Linked DNA regions of Homo sapiens: region 2 is linked to region 1. A link is a loop called in an ENCODE intact Hi-C map of the cell type or tissue named here. Cell type or tissue: gastrocnemius medialis. All regions are shown on one strand. Links, peaks and the distances in the headings refer to the core of each region. The heading gives the core; the rest is flanking DNA.

The links. Hi-C counts contacts between places; a loop is a spot of excess contacts. Peaks named below come from ENCODE experiments on the same cell type or tissue, not always from the same donor. Only the 100,000 strongest peaks of a DNase experiment are listed, where the experiment ranks them.
Region 2: it touches region 1 in a loop (2.7-fold over the local background); 2 of 110 quality-filtered maps call a loop at or near these places.

What each region holds. Positions count from the first base shown.
Region 1 is chr5:127,577,441-127,589,719 of GRCh38, reverse strand. No RefSeq gene overlaps it. Among named protein-coding and RNA genes, the nearest start is that of CTXN3, 66 kb to the left of the region's middle. In gastrocnemius medialis, for the core only: a CTCF peak has its summit at 6,779; a DNase peak (open chromatin) is centred at 6,819; H3K27ac peaks cover 1,009 bases.
Region 2 is chr5:127,656,935-127,669,213 of GRCh38, reverse strand. It overlaps CTXN3 (cortexin 3), which reads right to left. Exons shown (of 3, transcript NM_001048252.3): 3 at 10,584-11,791. The coding sequence starts at 11,692. The coding sequence ends at 11,447. It overlaps LOC105379164 (a long non-coding RNA gene), which reads left to right and starts at 5,452. Exons shown (of 3, transcript XR_002956226.1): 1 at 5,452-5,590. In gastrocnemius medialis, for the core only: no CTCF peak of the experiment used is centred there; no DNase peak of the experiment used is centred there; H3K27ac peaks cover 8,000 bases.

The DNA of each region.
Region 1 (12,279 bases), core at 2,447-10,446:
GACTCACATTACATTTCAAGGCTTGTGGAACAATGCAGAAGTGTTCTTTTCTTATGTGTTATTGTCTTGGCCTGATTGGTAAAGCAGGAGTATGATAGCGCAAATTATTGGAGTGGTGTGCAGAAAGGTCACATACGGTGGGGCTGGCATTTAAGGCTCTGTTCTCTTGCATGAAAAGTGACTGAAATGGCACAAAACCTGGCAAGTGCATTTAACCCTAACCCACATGTGCTTACAAGCATGACTGATGGACTCCCACGTAAGTGCCACTCAAGCCTGCTCCCGCTCGTCAGTGCCTCAGGTGGATGCTGAGGCTCCAGCCAGGCATCACTGCAGTGACCAGTGACCACAGAGCACTGCCAGGTCTGTCGTCCACCTCTCCACGGCTTCATCACCTCACAGAGACCCCACCATACTGCTCCCGGGAAGAAATACCCCCAAAAATGTATGACTGTCTCTGAAATTGTGCATGATTCATTTTCTTCCTTAGGTTTTTTCTATATTTGCCAAATATGCTGTGTTAAGCAAATCATACATGGTTTTGGTACAATTTTTAAAAATTGGTTTTTCTCCCCAGTTCCTTGCACAGAACACCTAAAACCCTTGGAATTTATTGAGACATAGCAGTATCTTTTGTTATTAATGCCGATCCCCTTTGGATCACCCCAGAGTTTATGCTAATGAAGTAACTTTGGGTGGGGCCCCTAGATAGTCTCCCTTGGGTCTGGTCACCAGAAAGAGCAAGTGATTATAGAGCTAGAATTTTCATCCCCACTCACAGACCTCCAGGATGTTGGGGAACTGGGGATGGCTAGAGATTAAGCTCTATAAAAACTCTTGAACAAAGAGATTTGATAAGCTTCTGGGTGGCTGAGCATGTGAAGGTGCTGGGAGGAGGCACCCTGAAAGGGCTGGAAGCTCCGAGTCCCACCTCCATATCTTGCCCAATGCATCCCCTGACTTAGTTTTTCCTAAGTTGTATTCTTTGTAATAAACCAGTAAACATAAGTAAAGTGCTTCCCTCAGTTCTGTGAGACATTGTGGCAAATTATTGAACATGAGGAGGGGGTCCTGGGTACCTTGGATTTATAGTTGGTCAATCAGAAATATCAGAGGCCTGGACTTGTGATTGGCAAGTGGGGCAGTCTTGTGAGATTGAGCTGACTCCAGATAGTGTCAGAATCTAATTAAATTGCAGAATACCCAACTGGTGTTTGGAGAGTTGAAGAATTGCCTGGTGTGGAAAACCCCCACACATCTGGTGTCAGAAGCGTTGTGTGAGGATGTAGAAAAACAGAGTGTGTTTTCCCAGTGGCTACAGTCCCTTAACATACACATGTGTTACTTTAAAAGAAAGCAAGCAAACCATCTTCTTAATTATAACAATGGTTAAACAACGGGGCGGGCCACTTACAGTTGCTTATACAGTCAATCTCTCTGGACATTTCTTAGAAAAATCAATGACTTTGACTTTGGTAATTTGGAAGTCAGCCTTCTTGGTAGCATGAAATTGTAAATAGTCTATACATTTCTCTTCCTTCTCTTCTCATCCTGGAGGTCTGTGAGTGGGGATGAAAATTCCAACTCTGTAATCATTTGGTCTTCCTGGTGCTTCAGGTATTCCCTGTAATAAAGGAATTTTATTTACCCTTCTAGATTTCTCCCTCCTGATCCATTTTCATACTGCCGTTCTCTAGATCTATGTCAAACAACACACACTTTGACCGTGCTCACAAACCTGCAATATTTCCTTGTTATCAGCTGAATTAAAACCACACCCCTCAGCCAGATTATCAGGGTGGTCCATAAACTAGTCCACTTCACCTCTCAGACCTCACCAACCACACCCTCTGCCTAATCCAGGCCCAGCGTTACCCCCTGCCCTAACAGAGACTGTTCTCAGCCCTGTGCACATTCAGGCCCCATCTTTTCCTGTTGGTCTGAAACCCTCCACCCTACCCCCCACAACTTCTCTCCACTGCCCACATCCGCTAGACCTCATAAGGTCCAGTTCAGGCATCTCCTCCTCCCGTGCACCCTTTCCTGTTGGCAATAGTCCATACTATGCCCATAACTGCAATCTTTAAGTTCCTGTGAATTTATTGCCTACACTATTTGCAGCTATTTACCTGTGCTCTGATACACTCCATATCTGTTCCACACAATTTAGTCCTTCAGCATATCAGTATGACAATGCTATTTTGATGCTGCCATTGTAGTGGGTAAACTTAGGTGGCAGATCCTCCTAGAAGGGGGCCTTGCCAGCCCCCTTTGGCAAGGAAGCTCACCTGGTTCAAATGGTCAGTCCATCTGGCTTCCAGAGATCCATCTGCTTCAGAATCCCAGTTTAATTACCTTGGAAGGGCTCTTATTAAGATTGTAAAAAGACAACAACGAAAAAAAGTAAAAAGACAACCAAAAAAGATAACTTAAGAAGCAATGGTTTCACACTACAGGCTATGAACTAAATTATACTACTAGGCATTCAAATGATGCATTTAAATTATACAATAAAATGCATGGAAATTTTGTTCTTTGGGACATTTACAGATGTCATACAGATTCACAAAGAATGTTCAGTGGTCTTATAAATTCAGTAAATACTAGATTAAGCAAACCAGTTTCTCTAGTCTAGCATTTCTCAGAGTCTCTGACATTTGCACTGGGAATACCCCTGAGTGAGTTAGTGTGTGCACTGTTTCTCCACTAAGCTGACCACAGGACCAATTTTCTATACAGAAATTTCCAGTACTCATGTTCTAAGGAGCTCATTCTGGCTGACACTGGTATAGGTAAGGTGTTATCTTCCAGCACCCTCCTCATCAGGGTCTTGCTCCAGCCCCTTAGCAAGGGGCAGCTGGAGGGAAGGTTTATTTTGTTTTTATTTATTTACTTAATTTTTTTTTAGATACACAGGGTATATATAGTTGTTTGTTACATGGGTATATTGCATACTGGTGGAGTTTGGATTTCTAGTGTACCTGCTACCCAAATAGTGAACATTGTACCCAATAGGCAATTTTTCAACCCTCCCCACACTCTTTTGGAGTCCCCAGTGTCTATTAACAAATGTTTGTTTTCTGCTTCTAATTTGATCTGTGTCTTTGTCTCCTGGCTGTGTGAAAGTCCTCTGCTCTTTCATTGCATGTCTCACATTTTTTCATCTTCAGTATTGAGTCAGACCACAAACTGCAGATAATTCTTAGCCTCGTTTTGCATTTGCTCAGGCAACCTCTTGTTACTGATTAACAGTGTGGATGCTGGAGTCCCACAATCTGGCTTTCAATTACAGATGCTCCATTTAAGAAGCTCCAGCTCTGTAAGAAGAAATTTCTTAAGCTCTTGGTGCCTCATCTATAAAGTAGGAATAATCACAGAACACCCCTCACATGATTTTGTGAGAGACGAATAGATATAAAGTGCTTGCAGAATCTGGCCCCTAGTGTGTGCTGTTTGTGTGAATTTGCGGTACAGTACTCCATTCTATTTCCTTAGCTATAGCTAACTATTAGCCATTTAGACGACCCATGTAAATCCTAAAACATCGGAAGCCTGACTCTTGACTTTCAAAAACTGCTTGCTGTAATTGCCTAAGAAAAATCTTTCTGTGCTTTGGTGGAAAAAAGAAAAAAGAGCCATAGCATGAATTAACTGCTTTTGGTGAGAAGACTGGCTTCTGGGCTGAGTGCTACCTCAAAGAGTTATTCTCTATTAATCTACTACAGAGTTCAGCAAACTTTTTCTGTCAAGGGCCAGAAAGTAAATATTTTAGGCTTTGCATGATGTAAGGTTCACATTGTAACTACTCAACTTTGCTATTATAGTGCAAAAGCAGCCGTAAGCAATATGCAAATGAATGGACATGACTGTGGTCAAATAAAACTTTATTACAAAAACAGGAAGCTTGCTGGATTTCACCTGCAGGCCCTGGTTTGCAGACTTCTGCTCTATTATTATCAATCCTGACTTTCCTAGCCCCGTGATGATTAGAATAGCAGTTCCAGGGTGGCCCTGTTTGTCAAATGTGAGCGAGCTGACCCCTCTGGGAGCCAGAAGAAGTGAGAGAAGCCAGTTCAAGAAAAAAGCCAACAAATTTCAGAGAGTAGGGGTGAGAGAACTGCAGAAAACATTTGAATTGTATTGTAAGCATTTGAATCAACTTTGTTGATGAATTCTAAACATCTGAATCAACTTTGCAGAAACCCACCCTCTCTTGGGGTTTTATGGTTATGTAAGCCAGTAAATTCCCATTCTTGTTTAAGCCAGGTTGTGTCAGGGGTTTTTTGTCATGTGTAAACCACAGTCTTCTACTGACATATCATGATTACAGCTATATTAAATACATCAATGAAAACTTTATGGTGAATTCTCTTGGTGTTCAATTTGTATTTTATATCTAGCTAAAACTTTTTCTGGGTTATTTAGAAAAGAAAATTTAACAACTAAAGCCCATTCCAAAATGAATTTAGAGCCATTCATCTAAAAATTTCTACGATACTTTAGACATTTCTAAAGTGCTTGGGGACATTATCTTTCAAGTATCTATTACTCTTATTTTGTTTATAAAGCTCTCTTGTATTTTGGTTATATTGCTTCTGGCTCTTCTGTTATTTTACATAATGAACACAAGCAAATTCACCCATCAATCTATAACCCCTCAAAGGTCTGAATCTAGATGAGAAGTTCTCTAAATAAAAACAAAAGACACATTTACACTGCCTTCCTAAATCAATTTCTTCTGGTAAGATTTATTTAATGTCTGAGAGTCAGTTTTAAACATAAAACTCCAGAATGCTGTGGCCACTGTTTATCTCCTGTTTAGAACAGACAGGGTAGTACAGGGTTCTTAGGCAAAGTATTCAGAAATGTCTTCCAAGTCCACGTAAAGATTCTCAATCTTGAACACTAGAAATGGGAGAGCCGAGCATGGTGGCTTGTACCTGTTGTCCTAGCTACTTGGGAGGTTGAAGCAGGAGGATTGCTTGAGCCCAGGAATTTGAGGCTGCAGTTAGCTATGATTATACCACTGCACTGTAGCCTGGGTGAGAGAGAGGGACCCCCGTCTCTATAAAAACAAAAAATAAAATTTGAAAAACAGTGGAAATGATAAAGGCCTTACCTCTTAGCATTTAACCCAAGGATAGGAACAGTGCCTGTGAGGTCTCTGAGTATATGGCAGGAACTCTTTACACAACAGACAAAATCCCTCACTCACACTTACTCACACATACCCTGAGACACTCACTGTGCTCACAGACTTGTTCATCACCACTGGAGAAATTTATGACAAAATAGTCCTTGTGTTACATATGAGTTCCCATACTCATCAGACCTGAGATCCCACAGGGACGTTAGCAATGGGATTTTGTTCATGATATGAATGAGTTTTCTACTGCTGCTGTAACAAATCATCACAAATTTATTACAGGAAAGGAATGCTGTCTTGTGTTGTTTTGCTTAAACAACATAAATGTATCTTCTTACAGTTATGTAAAGAAATCTGACAGAGGTCTCACTGGGCTAAAATTAAGGTGTCAGTTGGGCTGTGTTTCTTTTGGAGGCTCTAGGGAAAAATCTGTTTCATGTTTTTCAGCTTCTAGAGGCGGCCCACAGCCTTTGGCTCATGGTTCCCTTATATCTCCAAAGCCAGCAATGGGAAGTTGAGTCATTCTCACATGGAATCACTCTACTGTATTTTCTGCTTTCTCTCTACTTTTCAGGTCCCTTGTGTTTATACTGGGCCTACCACATAATCCAGTATAATCTCCTCATCTCAATGTCAGCTGATTAACAACCTTAATTCCCCTCTGCCATGTATAACATAATCACCAATGCCAGGCATTAGGGCATGAATATCTTTAGGGGCCATTATGCTGCCTTCCACAAGGGAAATAGATAAGGAAAAAAATCAGTAAAATATAATGAATGACAGGTGGTGATAAGAGCAATGAAGATGTAAAGCAAGCCAGGGTATAGGGCATGACAGGACATACTATGTGTGGTTTTATATGGGTCGGTCAGAGAAGGCCTCGTGATTAAGGGACATCAGAGTAAAGATCTCTAAGAGGTAAGGGAACTAGCCATGAAACTTTCTTCATGGGGAGCTTTCCAGGCAAAAGGAACAGTAAGAGTCAAGAGCCCAGAAAAAATCATGCCAGGAGTAAACAGGAAGGAGACAGGTAGCCAAAGTCATCTGCAGGAGGGAAGGAATGAGAGAAGAGAAGGGCAGAGAGGGAATGTGAGCATTACATCAGGCTTAGAAGGCAATTAAGAATGACTTTGAATTTTACCCAGCATGAGATTGAGGGGTTTATCTTCTCAGTATTTTTAGAAACATTTTACTTTAAAGTGATTTTAGAAGAGTTGCAATGATAACCTAGAGTTCCCATATCCCTTTCACCCAGCTTCTTCTAATGCTGATGTCTTATGTAACCATAGCTCATTTATCAAAAGTAGGAAATAAACAGTGGTACAAAACTATACAGACTTTATTCAGGTGTCACTGGTTTTTCCACTGATGTCCTGTCACTGTCTCAGGATCCAATCCAGGAGATCATGCTGCACTTAGTTTTCATGTCTCCTTACTCTCCGCCAATCTGCGACAGTTCCTCATTCTTTTCCTGCTTTTCATGACCTTGCCACTTTTGAAGAGGACTGAGCAAGTATTTGTAGAATGTCCCTTAATGTGAATGTGGTTGATGTTTTCTCATAGTTACACTGAGGAAGTGCCCTTCTCATTACATCTTGTCATGGGGTACATGATATCCCATGGCTTACCACTGGTGATGTTGGCTTTCACCACTAGGTTAAGATGACATCTTGCCAGGTTTCTCCACAGTAGTTACTATTTTTTCTTTTCCATGCTCTATATATAGAAGTAGGTCTCACTTCTAGGAATCCAGCCCACGCTCAAAAGGAAGAGAATTAAGCTTTATCTTCTAGAGAAAGGAGTATCAAATAATTTGTGAACATAGGTTAAAATTGCCACAGTAATTAATGAGTACTTTTAGAAGAGATACCTTGAGGCTATGAAAATGTCCTGCTTCCTCTTAAAATTTTGCCCAGTAATTTTAGTATCCATCAAAGGCTCTCAACTATAGCCAGTGGTATTATAATGGTGATTTTTTATTTCCTTCATTCCTTCTATGTTTAATATTTCTAAGGAAGATTCACCCCTTCCCCCTTATTTGCTTATTTATATCAGTATAGACTCATAGATAATTATTCTTTGAGTTACACTCTAATATTATCATTACTTGTTTTTTTTCCCCATTTGTTCTGGTTTTGGACATTGGCAATTGTTTCAGATTGGCTCCATTTGAGATGAACGTTTTGTTAAATCTTGTTTTTAATGTATGTTCCATCTCCTGGTACTATAAGATGCCCCAGGCTCATCTTCTGTGTTCCCTGCCCTCGCCTTGGATTCAGCCATTTCTCCAGGAAGCCCTGGTTCAATTTATCGGAACATGGTATCAGGGAACCAAGATCTGGAGGCCTGGTGTGGTGGCTCACACCTGTAATCCTAGCACTTTGGGAGGCTGAGGTGGGCAGACTGCTTGAGCCCAGGAGTTTGAGACCAGCCAGGGCAATAGAGCAAAATCATGTCTCTACCCCCGAAAAAAAAAAATTAGCTGGGCATGGTGCTGTGCACCCGTAGTCTCAGCTACTTGGGAGTTCCGGCTACTCAGGAGGCTAAGGTAAGAGGATCACTTGAGCCTGGGGAGGTCGAGGGTACAGTAAGCTATGATCACACCACTGTGCTCCAGCCTGGGTGACAGAGTGAGACCCTGTCCCAAAAAGAAAGAAAAAAAAAAGAAAAGAAAAGAAGAAAGAAGAAAAGAGAGGGGAAGAAAAAAAAGAAAAAACAGAAAGGAAAAGAAAAGAAAAAAGAGAAAGGAAGGGAAGGGAAGGAGATCTGGGTGCAGGTCATTGCAGAGATTTGAGCAAAAGAGAGAAACACTCTGACTTGGGTTTTTGAGATTTTTTTTATGCATTGCAGATTCATTGAGGTATATTCGCATACCATAAAATTCATTCATTTGAAGTGTAATTCAGCGGTTTCTAGTATATTCACAGAGTTGGGCAATCATCACCATAATCAATTTAGAACATTTTCATCACCCATGATAAATCTGTACCACATTTATCAGTTCATGGACATTTGAGTTGTTTCCACTTATTTTGTTTGTTTGACTTTTTTTGATTTTGTGCTCTTTGAGATGAAATTCACACACTATCCAATTCACTCTTTAAGAGTGTGCAGACCAATGGTTTTCTTGTAAATTCCAGAACATATTCATCACCCCAAAAAGAAATTAGCAATCATTCTTAATTTATCTTTCCTTACATCTTGGCAGTTACTGATCTGCACTCTATTTTTATGGCTTTGTTTAATTCTGTACATTATATATAAATGGAATTATATAGTACATAATTCGATTGGCTTTTTTCACTTAACATATTGTTTTCAGGGTTTATCTATATTATTATAGTATGAATCAGCACTTCATTCCTTTTTCCCCCAACTTTATTGAGGTATAATTGACAAATAAAATTGCATATATTTAAGGTGTGCAACATGATATTTTATGTATACACTGAGATGATTACCACAATGAAACTAATTAACATATACATCACCTCACATAGTTACCTTTTTTCTTTGTGATAAGATTTAAGATCTACTCTCTTAGCAAATTTCAAGTATATATTATATTAACTACAGACACCATACTATACACGATACTGAACTTACTCACCTTATAACTGAAAGTTTGTACCCTTTCACCAACATCTTCTCATTTCCGCACCCTCTCACCTCTGGTAACCATCTTTCTATTCTCTGTTTCTATGAGTTTATCTTTTTAAGATTCCAACTGTAAATGAGATCATGCAATATTTGTCTTTGTGTGTCTGGCTTAGTTCTTTTAGCATAATGTCCTCCAGGTACATTATTCATGTTGTCACCAGTGGCAGGATTTATTTGTTGTTTAAGGCTGAATAATATTCCTCTGTGTGTGCATGTCACATTTTCTTTATCCATTTATCTGTTGACAGATGCTTAGGTTGATTCCTTATCTTGGGTATTGTGAAGAATACTGCAATGAACATGAGAGTGCAGACATCTCTTCAAGAGAGTAACTTAGTTTTCTTTCACTATATATCTAGAAAAGGAATTCCTGAATCATATGGTACTCCTATTTTTAATTTTTTGAGGAAATTCCATACTGTTTTTCATAACAGCTATACCAACTTACAGTCCTACCAACAATGTATAAGACTTCCTTTTTCTTTATGTCCTCAGCAATCCTCATCATCTTTTGACTTTTTGATTATAGCCATCCTAACAGGTGTGAGGTGATACCTCATTGTGATTTCGATTTGCATTTCTCTGATGATTAGTGATGTTGAGCACCTTTTCACATACCTGTTGGCCATTAATGTATCCTCTTTGGAAAAAAGTCTATTCATGTCCTTGCCCATTTTTAAAATTGGGTTATTTGGTTTTTTGCTATTGAGTTGCATGAGTTCCTTATATATTTTGTATATTAACTTTTTATCAGATATATGGTTTGGAAATATTTTGTTTCATTCCATAAGTTGTCTTTTCATTTTGTTGATTGTTTCCTCTGCGCTGCAGAAAGTTTTTAGTTTGATGTAGTCTCTCCTGTTTATTTGTGATTGCCTGGGCTCTTGCTGTCACATCCAAAAAATCATTGCCAAACCAATGTCATGGAGCTTTTCCTTTATGTTTTCTTCGATGAACATTTAAGTTTTTAATCCATTTTGAACTTATTTTTGTATATGTTATGAGATAAAAATATAATTTCATTCTTCCACATGTGGATATCCAGTTTTACCAACATGATTTATTCAAGAGACTATCCTTTCCCCATTGCAAATTACTGGCAGCTTTATCAATGATTAATTGACCATATATGTGTGGGTTTCTTTTTGAACTTTTTGTTCTGTTCCATTGCTCTATGTGCCTGTTTTTATGCCAGTACCATATAGTTTATAGCTGTTGTGTTTTTAAGAGACAGGGTCTCACTCTGTCATCCAGTGTAATGGTACAATCCTAGCTCACTCACTGCAACTTCAAACTCCTGGGCTCATGCAGCCTTCTCACCTCAGCCTCCCAGGTAGCTGGAGACTACAGGCATGCACCACCACAGGTAGCTTAGTTTTTTAGGTTTTGAGTTTTTTTGTTTGCTTAGCTTTTTTTTAGAGAGACGAGGTCTCACTATGTTGCCCAGGCTGCTCTCAAACTCCTGGCCTCAAGCACTATATGGTTTTGATTACTATACCTTTGTATATAATTTGAAATCAAGAAGTGTGATGCTTCCAGCTTTGTTGTTAGTCAAGATAGCTTTGGCTATTCAGGGACTTTTGTCACTCAATATGAATTTCAGGATAGTTTTTTTCATTCTGTGAAAAGTGTCATTGGAATTTTAATACGAATTGCAATGAATCTGCAGAACACTTTGGTATGGACATTTGACAATATTGATTATTTGGTCCATGAATACAGAACACCTTTCTGTTTCTTTGTGTCTTCTTTCATTTCTTTTGTCGATGTTTTATAGTTTTTATTGCAGATGTCTTTCACTTCCTTATTACATTTATTCCTAAGTATTCTATTCTTTTTGATGCTATTATAAATGAGATTGTTTTCTTTCTTTTTTCAGATAGTTTGTTGTTAGTTTATAGAGAAACAAGCACTTTTTGTATGTTAATTCTGTATCTTGCAACTTTACTGAATTCATCATTAGTTTTTTTTGTTTGTTTTGTTTTTTTGTTTTTTTTGGACAGAGTTTCACTCTGTCACCCAGGCTGGAGTGCAGTGATGTGATTTGGCTCACTGCACCCTCTGCTTCGCTTCCCAGGTTCAAGTGATCCTCCCACCTCATCTTCCAGAGTAGCTGAAACTACAGGTATGCACAACAATGCCCCAGCCAATTTTTGTGTTTTTAGTAGAGAGAGGGTTTCCCCATGTTGGCCAGGCTGATCTCGAGGCCTCCAAAAGTGCTGGGATTACAGGCATGAGCCACTGTGCCTGCCCAATTCATCATTAGTTCTAACAGTTTTTGGTGGAGTGTTTAGGATTTTCTGTGTAGAAGATCATATCATCTGTCAAGAGCGGCAATTTTACTTCTTCTTTCACGTCTGGATATCTTTTATTTCTATTTCTTGCCTAATTACTGTAGAACTTTCATTATTATGTTGAAGAGAAGTGGCGAGAGTGAGCAAACTTGTCTTGTTCCAAATCTTAAAAAAGGCCTTCATCTTTTCACCATTGAGTATAATGTTACTTAGGGGCTTGTCATATATGGCCTTTATTGTGTTGAGGTACATTCCTTCTATACCACATTTGTTGAGATTTTTTTTATCATATCGTGAAAGGGTGTTTAATTTTGTTGAATGCCTTTTCTGCATATATTGAGATTATCATATGGTTTTTGTCCTTCACTCTGTTAATGTAATGTATAACATTTATTGATTGACATATGTTGAACTATCCTTGCATCCCAGGAATAAATCCCACATGATCATGGTGTATTATCCTTTTAACACTTAATTCAGTTTGCTAGTATTTTATTTTGGATTTGTGCATCTATGTTTATCAGTGATATTGGCCTATAGTTTTCTCTTCTTATAGTGTTCTTGTTTGAGTTTGGTATCAGGGTAAAGCTGGCCTTACAAAATGAATTTGGAAATGTTCCCTCCTTTTCAATTATTTTCCAAGAATTGACAATTGGTATTAGTTCTTCTGTAAAGGTTGGATAGAATTCACCAGGGAAGCTATAAGGATGTGGGCTGTTTGATGGGAGATTTTTGATTGCTAATTCAGTCTCCTTAGCTGTTATTATTCTTCTTGGATTTTTTTCATGATTTAGTCTTGATAAGTTGTACGTTTCTACAAATATGTGTTTCCTCTAGATCATCCAGTTTGATGGCTTATAATTTTTCATAGCAGTTTAATAATCCTTTGTATTTCTGTGGTATTAGATGTAAGGTCTCTTTCATTTCTGGTTTTCTTTCATTTTTAGTTGAGTCATCTCTCTTTTCCTCTTAGTCTAGCTGAAAGTTTGCCAATTTTACTTATCTTTAAAAAAAAATCAGCTCTTCATTTCATAGTTCTTTGCTTTGTTTTTCTAGCCTCTATTCTATTTGTTTTATTCCTGATTTTTATTATTTCCTTCCTCCTACTAACTTTAGGTTTAGTTTTTCTTCCTTTCCAGTAACTTGAAGTGTAAGGTTGGATGGTTTATTTGAGAT
Region 2 (12,279 bases), core at 2,744-10,743, 79 kb before region 1:
GAAGATGGGTAAAGCAAACTGAAAGGTTTTGCTTTTCCAAACTACAATCAAAATACTGTTTTAATATCAGATCTTGTTATGATCACTAATATTTTTCCAGGTAATCTCACCTTGATATTCAAAACCAAAGCCTACTGTTATTTTCTTCATCATGAACCCTACATACCAGCTCATCATGATTACTGTTCATCCATTACCATTCATACTAAATCTATACCTTTGCTCAGGTCATTCCCCTCGTTTGAAGTGCCATATAGTCACAGAATGGTAGAACTGGAAAAGAAGCTGGAGATCATCTAGCCCAATTCTTCATTTTATAAATGAGAAGCTTGAGGTACTAGAGCTCATGAAATCAATTTCTGATAGAGGCCAGAACCCAGATCTGTTGCTTTCCAGTCCCGTACTTTTTTCACCACATAATTTATTTTTCTTCTTTTCTTCTGATTTTGCATGTTAGAATTCCCCCTGTTCTTCAGGATCTAAGATAAATGGCACTTCCTCCACAGTGTCCAACCAGCAGTGACCTACCGTTCAGCCTATTTGCCCACACTCAGACTGTAACCTGCTAGATGTTTGTGATCCTTAGCTCCTGTCTTGGATCTTAAATAGGTTAAGTGAAGGTGATGATGCTATCTGAGACAGTGTGTGTCCACTGAGAAGATGCCTTCCACACAGGAAACTCTCTATGCCTTTTTGTCAAATAAATTATTAAACAAAGGAACAAGTTGTATCAATTTAGACCTTGGCTACTAAATCTATAATATTGGAAAATGGATGCATGAAAATGTGAAAACAAACATGCAGTCCATTCTGATTCCCTTGAACAAAAAGCTTACACACACATTTCGAAGTTTGCTGTTGATTTTTTAAAAATAATTTCACTCCTCCTCTTTAAGACTGTCTTTTAACAAGAAGAGAATTAGTGAATTATAGCACAGACCGAGTATTAGGGATTTAAAGATTAAGTTTGGAAATCCGTGTGTCTCCTTAAAACATGCAGAGTGCCATTTCAGCTAAGTGAAGAGAGGCTTCCAGCCAAAAAGACCCAGTCTAGTTAACTTGAAAAAGAGTTGGTTAGTGTTTGCCAGTGGATGTTTAAACATAAAATAATCTGTCACCCAATTCTTCTGTTCCAGTATGTTTAGTAAGTAAATGTTTATTATACTAAATGCTATTTCAAGCTGGATGAGGGAGAGGCAGTGACTTTTTAAAAGCAGTAATTTTATATACCTCGTGTATGGGATCATCTTTTAAAAAATCAATACATTTCTATTTTTAAATATGTTGTTTACATAGGACTCAAGGGAGGGTTAGAAGGAAAAGCTCAGCCCCAAATGAAATTAGTCCTAAGGAAAATCCACACACAAAAACAAAATTCACTCACAGTGGGCCTACTAGTAATTTTTTAAATGAGACACAGAGGGTAGAAAGAAAAAGTCAGGAACAGGCCCTTGTGTTTTCAATATTAAGAGTCAAACCAAGAAAGTTTATCACAGCCAGTGGTTAGTGGTCATGGGGATAAGCAGATATTTAGACACTTGACTTAATTCAATTCACTTCAATGCTATGCAGCAAATAATTGTTGAATGTTTATTATATGCAAGGCAGTGTGTTGGCTAGGAAATATAAGGTAATTAAGGATGATTACAAATAATTTCTATCCTCAGAAGTTTTGGGCAGTATGGATACTGTTCATAGATCAGTTGATCTGAATATCAACCCCTCTCCACATACAGACATAAGCACTGACTCCTGGGAAAGAAGGGGTCTCAGTTACCCAGATAACTGTTTCTAGTCATAACTTATTTAATTTGTCTTCCTATAACTTAAGATTCTTTATTTGACTTAAATCCAAGCATTTTCTCTAAATCTGTCTTAAACCCATTTTCAGAAATGAAACTTTGAGCAGTTCTGGAATCTGAAGAACTCATTCAAAACATTAACATATTTCAATAACATTTACTCATATATCATATTTTACTAAATTCTATGAAATGCTTTAAAATCATATTCACTGAAAAACTAACGAAAATTTTGTTTCTAGAAGGTAAAATGCAAACCAAACTTAAATGGGCAAAATTTTATCAAAAGGTTAGCTTCTTCAAAAGTTACTAAGGAGTCAATAGGTATTCATAAAAGCAGAACGTTTTCTGCTCCCTAACTAGAATGTACACTCCTTGAGAGTAGGTACTCTGTTTTTTCTCTTTGTAACGCTAATGAGGATCTTGTACGGTGCCTGATACACAATGGACACTCAGCATTGCATGTTCAGAATGAATTAATTAATAAATAAAACATAAGGCCTGGCAATATTCAGAAAACTTCACCTCTTAAATTCTAATTATCCACAAAGGTAAGCAAAGAATGATTCGGTAATATAGAACAAAATAATGATTCGGTAATATAGAACAATCCAAGAAACCAGGCAGGTCTTTTCCAGGGCCAAAGAGGAAAGTTACTCTAAGAAGAGGAGCTAGGGCAAGATGGCAGCTAACCACAGGGCCTACTGCACTTGACCTCCCAGAGAAGTCCTGTAGGGTGCACAAATTGTAGACATCTCCCCAGAGGTCTTGTTTCCATAGAAATATCATCACCAAAAGCTGTGCCCCATAACCTGATATCCTGTAAATCTGTCCAACATACTGAGCAGAGCTATCCAATTCCAAAGAGTCATTGGGATTTATTGCCAAAGATTTCTTTGCAAATGTTAGAGGACACATCATTCTCATATTTTGCCCTCCTTGGTGAGATATTTAAATAAACACATAGTTTCATTCCTGGACTCACTAGCTGGGTATTCTTTGAAACTTCAGTTACAGATCACTCTAAGGAACAGTGTGACCTCTGTGAAAGCTCAGGCTTGGAATTCTGTGAGGAGGGTAATCACGAGATTAATGTTTTCCCTATTTAAATCTAATTTCAAACTAAAAATAGCGGCAAAAGTCTCTACTTATCTTAGAGGGGGAGGCAGGCTGGCAAGGGGCAAGGATTACACTGCTACAGAACATCCACAATAAATCCTCCATGTTTCAGCATTGAATATGTTAACTGGGGACTAGGAAATAGCATTTGTCACATGTGCGATGTACCTTCCTTTATCAATAAAATATGTGATTATTTTGTTTTTGGAACACAAACAGAAATTCATTATTTTCAAATAGTAATATTCTGGTATTTCATATTTTTGCAGGATTTTAAGCACTCCCAAATCATTGATTTATGTGCTGAATAGTCTCACTTATTATTTCCATGTTATGAAAAACATGAAAGAATTTAATTGACTTTCCCAAGGTCACCAGCAAAGCAATAATGAGAAACCTGAGAATGAATCCTTTCTTCTTCCAAATATTTTGAAAGTTGGCTCATATAAAGAAAAAAAATATGTATGATGAAAGAGCACTTCTGGGAATGAAAAAGAGAAACTTGTTCTCTCAATGCCTAGAGGTCTGTGCTAGTTCCAAAGATAAAGCTTTTATTTCAAGCACAGAGCTCAAATTAATCTTCACTCTAACTAAACATTTTCTTTATTATATTCTGAATTTGGAAAAACAAATGAAACAATCATAAAGAAAAATTTTATAAAGTTTACACTTATTAGTCTAATTCCAGAGTTTTGTGCTTTGGCACATATTTAAATAATTTAGGATTTCAGCAAGCTACCCATGTAAAAAATATCTTCTGCAATGTAATATTTATTAAGCCAATATTTATTACAAGCTTATTAGATACTATTCTCACCTTCCCATTTAGTTCTCGTAAAAACCTGTGTGGAGCAGATGCTATTCATACCATGCCCATTTTACAGATGAGGAAATGAGGTATAAAAAAATTAATTTTCCCAAGGTCACAGAAATTGTGAGAGCTGGAGGCTGAATGCAAACAGGATGAGGATCTATCCGAAACAAAACAAAACTGTATACCGAACAACCTCACAGACCTGTCAAAAGCTACTTTTTAGCTAATAAATCCTCTTTTCCTGGAGGTTTCATAAAAACGCCAATAATAACTTCAGCAGAATGTTAACGCAATTTAGTGTTTCCCGGAAAACCTTATTTCTATTTCTAGAATTTTCCTTATTCCTATAGTTTTTTCTATTTGCTTGAAGCCTGGTTCTATTTTGTAGATAGGAAGGCATTCACGGCAAACTGAATTCAAATTCCTGCTTTGCTTCACATGGACCATGTGACCTGGGGCTTACTATCCAAGTTCTTCAAGCCTCTTTCATATTGGTATTCAGCAAATTGTTCCCAAAATTCTAGCTATAAATGTTTATTAGGAAGTAAAACAGAATTTAGAGATTGGCCCAAACTGAATTTACAAATGAAAAAAAATGAGGCCCAGAGAAATTAAATGTTTTTCTTTGTTTGTTTGTTTGTTTGTTTGAAATGGAGTCTGTCCACCTCAGACTCCAGGCTGGGGGGCAGTGGTGCTATCTTGGCTCACTGCAACCTCTGTCTCCCATGTTCAAGCATTTCTCCTGCCTCAGCCTCCTGAGTATCTGGGATTACAGGGATCCACCACCATGCCCAGCTAACTTTTGTGTTTTCAGTAGAGACAGGTTTCACCATGTTGGCCAGACTGGTCTCGAACTTCTGACCTCGGGTATCTGCCCACCTCGGCTTCCCAAAGTGCTGGGATTACAGGCGTGAGCCACCGCACCTGGCCAAAATTAAGTGATTTTCAAAAGCCTCTAAGCTAACTCCTTATGGAAACAGTAATGAACCCAGGTTGCCAGAGTCCCAGGCATGCACTCTTTCACTACCCTGTGCTATCTCTAGCTGATGAATAAATAACTGATAATCCCTTCGAGGAAAAGTTTTCCTCAGGCAAATAAGGCATGATTATGTATAAACAGTTACAGTGCTGGGCAGAGACGTGGAGGTGTAGCCAAAAGTCTTTTCAGTGCCAGTGAATTTTAAGTCCTAGACAATGTGTTCAGAGTCCCTTGTCACCACTCAGTGTTGACTTCCACTTGCCCATTTGAATCCATGGCATTTTAGCTGAGCTCTGGAAGCTACACAAATATCACTTTGGTGGTTTCCTTTTGAAGCTTCACTGCATGACTTGTATAAGTCATCATGCTTCATATGCTCGCCGTCCTTGAACATCTCCATGGACGTGCTCCATGGAGCTTTCCATGGGAGCAGTTGCTTACAATTACTGCTGCCAATTGACTTCTTATGTGCATTGAGATCTCTGTGGCAAGGCCCAGGACTCTCTCTCTCTCTGGCTCAGATATGTTCAAAATTTTATCATTAATGTGGATAAATAAATAGAAGGCTTGCTGAGCCAATTTACAGGTGATACAAAGATGGAGACTGCAATGAATACGATAATGAGGGAGTCAGGTATAAAACGTCATGCGGTTTTCAAAACAAAGTAAGTGATAATTTGATTCCCCTCATTTTAGTCAGACTACCTATGAACTATTATTTTCCTTTCTAGGTACCAAGGAGATGGTCAAACTGAAGAGCATCCAGAATTTTTGATAAGGATAAGAGATAATTCAAAGCACCTGAAAATTATATAGGGTGGTTGAAGTTGCTGGAATTGTTTATCCTGGGGGAATATGATAACCATCAAGAACAAGGTAGGATCTGAGATTTTACCCTACTTACAGGATAACTAGTTTGCCACAGTTTCATGGATGCCGGCAGAAGACACAAGACCTCTGGGTCAGAGGCAAAGGACAGTTTATCATTTACAGCAATCACAACACTGAGTATCAGCATTTTCCTGTGCCAATTCCTTAAGCTCCAGTTCCCACAGGGCAACACAAAAAAAGCCAGATGGTGCTTGCACACACAATGGGCTGCATTACAGGAGGGGAACTCTGAGCTTAGGAAAACCCAGTCTTTCATAATGGGCTGCAAGCAAACCTGCCCAGCCATTTTTTTAGGGAAAGGGAGATACGATCTCTAAACAAATCTCTTTGAAAAGAACAAAATATTGTCACTGCCTCTGCTGTAAAGACATGCGGAAACAGCAATGATCCATGGAGTGTGACTTTCAACAATAACTATATCTTGAGAGTTGTCATGTTAACAAGTATTAGAAATCTCTGTCACTCCAGAAGACAAAACAAGATTCCACTGGCAAAAATTACAGAAAGACAAATTTGGGGTTGATAAAGAGATATTTATAAACAACAGAACAAGCTAAAAATAGGATGGACACTTTAAGACATTAGACATGTTAAGGAAGAAACCAGGCAGCCACTTGTTGTTGACTATTGAGGAAAATATTAATATACCAGAGAAGCACTGAATGTAGTGGTTGTATTAAACTTCTTCCAGCACTCCAGTTATTGGAAAGTAGAGGGAAAAATAGAAGTGAAGTAACTAGGAAAAAAGATAGGACAGAAAAGGATAAAGTGTACTTTCAAACTTGAAATACTTAATTGTATATTTTCTGAGGTCACCTCTATGTCCCAAGAGGATCCAGATAACTCTTTGATAAGCCATAGATAGAGCAGAATCCAGAGCCTTTATAAACTTATGTTGTAATCTCCCTTGTCGAGCTTCTTCAGCTAAGAAAAACAGCTCAAAAGTCTACTAGGAAATTTAAAAAAAAAAAAAAAGAAAAACAAAAAAAGAAACTTTGATTCTTTATCCTAGATTGGTTATCCCGTGTTTTGAGAAACAGAATCTTTGTTAAGGCATTCTCTACAATCTAACGGGAAATACTTCTCGTTGCCTGGACACTTAAACTGAAGCTTCAGAATGTTCCAAAAGAAAATACATCATCCGTAGGACTTTTTTCAGAAACAAAATATGTCTTCCCCACTCCCTGCCAAAATAGACTATTTAATATTATTATAACTTTCATGTCAATTAACAAACGGGTATTTTTATTTATGGTTTTATCAACTGGCCCTTCTGTTTGAACTCATCTGCACACCACATATGTAAGATGCTACAGCTACAACCAGTGGGTGAAGAAGTGGCCATGGTCATGCCATATGACCTCTCTGCTTCTCTGTTTCTTTATATGTAAAATGAGGAGGTTGAAATAGATGACAGCAATGTTTCTTTCCAGCTTTTCAAACTCCAAGGAACCCAGGAAGAGCCTCTTTCTTAAAAGCTGGCATAAGTTTGGTGCTCTAGGGCTGGTCATAGGGCCTAGAAGAGAATAAGGGTGCAAATCTCTTTGAAAAGACAGTTTAAAGGAATTTCTCTTACTCTGAAGCACAGAAAGTAGAGAAACATCAATCAGGATATTGAGAAAGGCTGTAGGATGGAGGGATCTAAGAGGATCTTGTGGTGTTTTAGAAAAAGACATGAGTATAATTTATAGCAGGAAACTGAAGGCAAAATTTCCACTGTACTAAATGCAGCAGGGAACTTTATTCTAAAAACATGACCTTGGAAAGGACTAAAGACTGGCTAAAGTACTGGGCTTGGTTCACCTGACCAGAGCAAGATGCCAGATGGGGAGGCCTCATGTCCTCAGAGTAGACCCCTCTCTGAAAATAATTCATTTATTTTTGTTAGAAACGGGAAGTACAAACAAAGCTTAGAGGGTTCCCCGTTTCCATCTCAAAACAAAACAAAACAAAAAAAATCTCTTCTGGAGTAGGCCAGTTGGATCACGGATTGCATACATACATATAGTCATTTGGGCACTTTCTGGAGATCATGGCTCAACTCTACAACTTTTGGATTAATCAATAACTGAGACACCCATCTTACATAATTTTTCTTGGTCGACACACATCTCACAAATCATATCTTAGGTTTTATTCAATGTTTTTGGGCTTAGAAAATTTATTGAAAATAACCATGTTTCAATATATTTTACATGTCAATTCTGAAAGTTGACATCTTGAAACAATAAGGTTTTTTTTAAAAAAATCATTTATGGTGAACAAGTGAAATTTCTCATTGTACCAAATTTATCAGTATGTTCACATTATAAAAAGCTTCAGGCCGGGCGTGCTGGCTCACGCCTGTAATTCCAGCACTTTGGGAGGCTGAGGTGGGTGGATCATGAGGTCAGGAGATCGAGACCATCCTGGCTAACACGGTGAAACCTCGTCTCTACTAAAAATATAAAAAATTAGCCGGGCATGGTGGTGGGCGCCTGTAGTCCCAGCTGATCGGGAGGCTGAGGCAGGAGAATGGCGTGAACCCGGGAGGTGGAGCTTGCAGTGAGCCGAGATTCCGCCACTGCACTCCAGCCTGGGCGACAGAGTGAGACTCCATCTCAAAAAAAAAAACTTCAGTGTTTCAGTAAACACTGTGCAATGAATCCAATAAAAAAGGAACTTGAATACATATTTTTTCTGCATACATAAACATCTGCTCTATCTAACTTTTGCCTCCTAAAATTGTTTATTTTGCCTCAGCCTTAACCCTTAATAATAGCAAAAGAATTGCCTGTCTTGAAATGTTTATTAATTTAACAGCAGAGTCAAATTAGGCTCCTTCGCACCCAAGTTAAACTTGCTTTACGCAGTGTTTAAAATATTTTAAAAGGTCTCTTGGAGGGAGAAATGTTGATCTAGAACTTGGGATCTCTGGGGGAATAAAACACAGGGTTGTGATTCCGAGCTCAGGCTAAGAATGAGGTTGCACATTTTTCTGCATCAAAAGGCAGGTCTATTCTACAGAGTGACCTTGGGAAAGTCCAGGGTTTTTTCCCCCCATCCTGGGATGCAGATATACTCCATAAAGGCCAGCTGCACTCATTATAAATATCTTGTAAGATAGGCAAAGTGCTGCCCTGTAACTCCTTTAGCCAGAAAGCCAGGAAAGAGAGGGCTTATGTGACCTTTTGAGAATAAGTTGTTCACTCCAAGAAGCCCAGAGTAATTAAAACAAGAGAGTTAGCACTTCTTACAGGGGGGATCAATTTACTGTGAATAGCCCAAAGCTTTTTTTCACTTGTTATGGTATTCTTGCTCTGGACAAGGAAGGAGGCAGGAGAGCCAGTGAGGGGAAGTTGAACAAGGAGCAGTAATCTGAGAAGGGAAAACAAAAATAGAGTGGGAAATAAAGGGAGGAGTGAAAGAAGGGCAGGCTTTGGGAGGCCCCGTGGCACTTGTGGGCAATGCCTGTGTTCAAAGGTCTCTTAGGGGGCAGGTAGCTATTTCAGTGTGTTCCCATTATAGAAGTGGATCCTGGTGTTGCCCTGAGGAAGGGCACGGAAGCTGGAACTGACACACCACTCTTTAGGTCATTTTTTTCTTCGTGAATCTACGGTGACTCCCACCCTTGATTTTTCTGTTTAGGATCCTCTGAGGTCCAGCCTCTGCCTTTGTCCTTCCCTTGTGAGCTCCAGCTGCCTCTCCAACTCTCTACTCCAGCCAGGCTGCACTCCTGCCTTCGGGTCCCACACTCATACCTCTGTTTCCTTATTCTATGGTTTTCCCTCTTCCTTTCCTTTGCACATATCTAAACTACCTCCATCCTCTCAGGTCAAGATCTAATTTATTTCATAATAATAACTTACATTGCATTGAACTTTATGCCAAGCACTTAAACATGCACAATTATACCTGAGCCATTGTCTCGTGGACATTTCCTTAATTATTTTGGCTACATTCATCTTTCCTCATGTTTTATCTCTTGGAGCATTTGTTCACTAACCCAACTCTACAGAATCAACCTGTAGGGATGAAAGGCTGTAATAATCTCCATTGTCAATAAACTACCCAGGAAAAATTGGAGTTAGGAGTTAGGGTGAACTAAGCTGGTAGAATTTTGACCAGTGATGTTTATATTTTTCTATATTGTATAATAAATTTTTTGCCATGATGATGTACAACTTTTATAATGAAAATTAGCTATTGTGCCACTGCACTCCAGTGGGCGAAAGAGCAAGACCCCATCTCTTAAAAAATAAAAAAAATAGAAAGTAAAAAAATAATAAAAATTAGCACACATATTAACCTCCCCAGTTGATTCTGATGATGTGGGAACCATCAGGTCCATGTTAGTCATTTGAACAATGATTCAGTCATATGCCTTTTTAAATGTATTCTCCATCCAACAAGATAGAAAAGTATTCAACATTAAGAACTGGCCCTGTGTGTTTTCTGTCTTTCTAGTGCTAGCAATTCCAGGCTCAAAGCAGGAGCTCCATAAATACATGAGTGGGTTTGAATAGACTCTAACAAAAATACAAAAAAAAATTAATGAGGACACACATGACACAGTACATTTGAAAGAAAAAGAAAATCTTATAATTAATAGGTTAAAGAAGTGTGCTTTTTTTAATCAAAAAAGGTAATGACTAGCTGAGGAGAAAACTAGAAGACATAGATTATAAATACAGCCTAACGGGGTTGGTTTAGGCTGAGTTATCTGCAGGGTTGGTTTAGACACAAGCTTTTCCTTCCAACAAAAGTTGGAATAAGAGGTATTCACATCTCCCTTTTTGGTGGTCTTAAAAACTATCGGTTTTGTCTGTGCAGGACAATTTATAGGAGCTCTTCTTGAAATGGGAGAGGGATGAATTAGATGAGCTTTCATGCTGTTAACTCTTTTCTCCTCTCTTGGAAAAATGTTAAGCCTCAGCACTTAATACCAGGTAGCACCCTCAGTGCATTAGTTCTGGTGAAATAAGAGAGGAAGCATTTCTGTTTCTTGAAAAGTTTTATTTGGTGACTATATACAATCATAAATACACATTCCTCTGAAGACTATAAAAGTCTTCTCCTCTAAACAATTAACTTTTCATTGAAAAAAAACTTTAAGCTGCACTTGCAACCTATTTTTTAAATCATTTGTGTAAAGTGTAAATTCAAGTAATGTATAGCTACCTCTACACATGTTATTAATATGAATACATATAATGTAGTTGGCTTGGTAAATAGTTTTTAAAACTTTGTAGCCTTTGAATTAAGTTTTACTTGAAAAACAAAACGCTATTCTCACTCACATTTACCAAGGACAGAATCATCTCTTTTAAGCTTTTCCATTGCTTCCCAAAGCTCCCTGCTTTGGGAGAAAACAAGAAACTACTTTGGGTCCATTCAGCACAATCTTCCTCATTCTGCTCAGGACCCAGATAGGTGCCCATGAAATAAAACAAATATAGACATAATTAGAGCAAGGAAATCTCTTCCTGGCCTTGTCACCAGATTCATATGAGATCCTTTCTAGTCTTTTATTCTTTAGTCAGATCAGGTGGTGTTTTGTTTGATGGCAAATCTATGTCAGTATTAACGCTCTTGGTTTCACAATCACACAATTTTAAGAGTACTCATTCATTGAGCAAACATAAAAATTTAAACCTTCTTATGTTGGATTAGTTATATAAGTGTCCATTTCCAACATCCTCAAATGTCTTTAACCCAACTGCATATTTATGGAATAATGGATTATGGTCCTGGGACCAAATATTGTTTAAATTTGATTTGTTGAGAACACTAAATAAAGGGAATCCTCACCAAGACACAAAGCACTTCATCTCCTCAGGAGGAGATCCCACACCATCCCTCCTAAGCAAGGGCATGGTCGAACTGCCCTTTCTCCAGGCCTTCAAGTCCATCAGCCCAGGTAGAGGTTGGCATGCTTCGATATGGATCCAAAAGAATCCGGAAGCACCGGACAATGAGAATGCCCAAGAAAATAAACAACAGAATCACAAAAACAAATGTCATTTTCTGCTCCAGGGACATGCTAGAATCTGCTGATTCGTTCCCAAGGGGCACTAGGGATGAGGGGATGGGCTGTCCTCCATCCATGGTCCAGGGAAGCCAGAGCACAGGATATCCTGGTTTTCTTTTCTTCCATCATCAATCTGCGGAGGTCATGGTGGCTGCACTCTGGAGAGGCTGAGTTATCTGCAGGGAAAAAGGAAGGGAAAGGAATACCTATAAAATAGCAGCCTTATTTTTTTAGGTTCACAGTCATATTTTTCAGAGAGAAAAAGAAATCTGTAAACCAGCTTTCTTTTTCACCAGAGATGCTCAATTCTGTATAATTATCGGGAAAGATATTTTACTCTTGCATGAAATTACCAGATTGTTCTCAGAAGAGCCACCTGGGGCCAGGAGGGATGGGCAGGGAATACGACTATAATATAGAAGATGAGAAATGTGCACAGTAATATTGACCTCAGGGTGTACTGTCAACTTGACATCTGAACCCAGCCTCCCCTGCCAAGTCTCCTCCTGCTCTGCTCCACTAATATTACTCTCACATTGTTCTTACGATAGCGCCATTGAGGGAGCCTCAGCTATGTGTCAGCACAGTGGCTAAACTTGAAACATGTTAGCCACTTTACTGCAAGCTTCACGAAAGCAGGGATCTCTTTAGCCCCAGTGCAAGG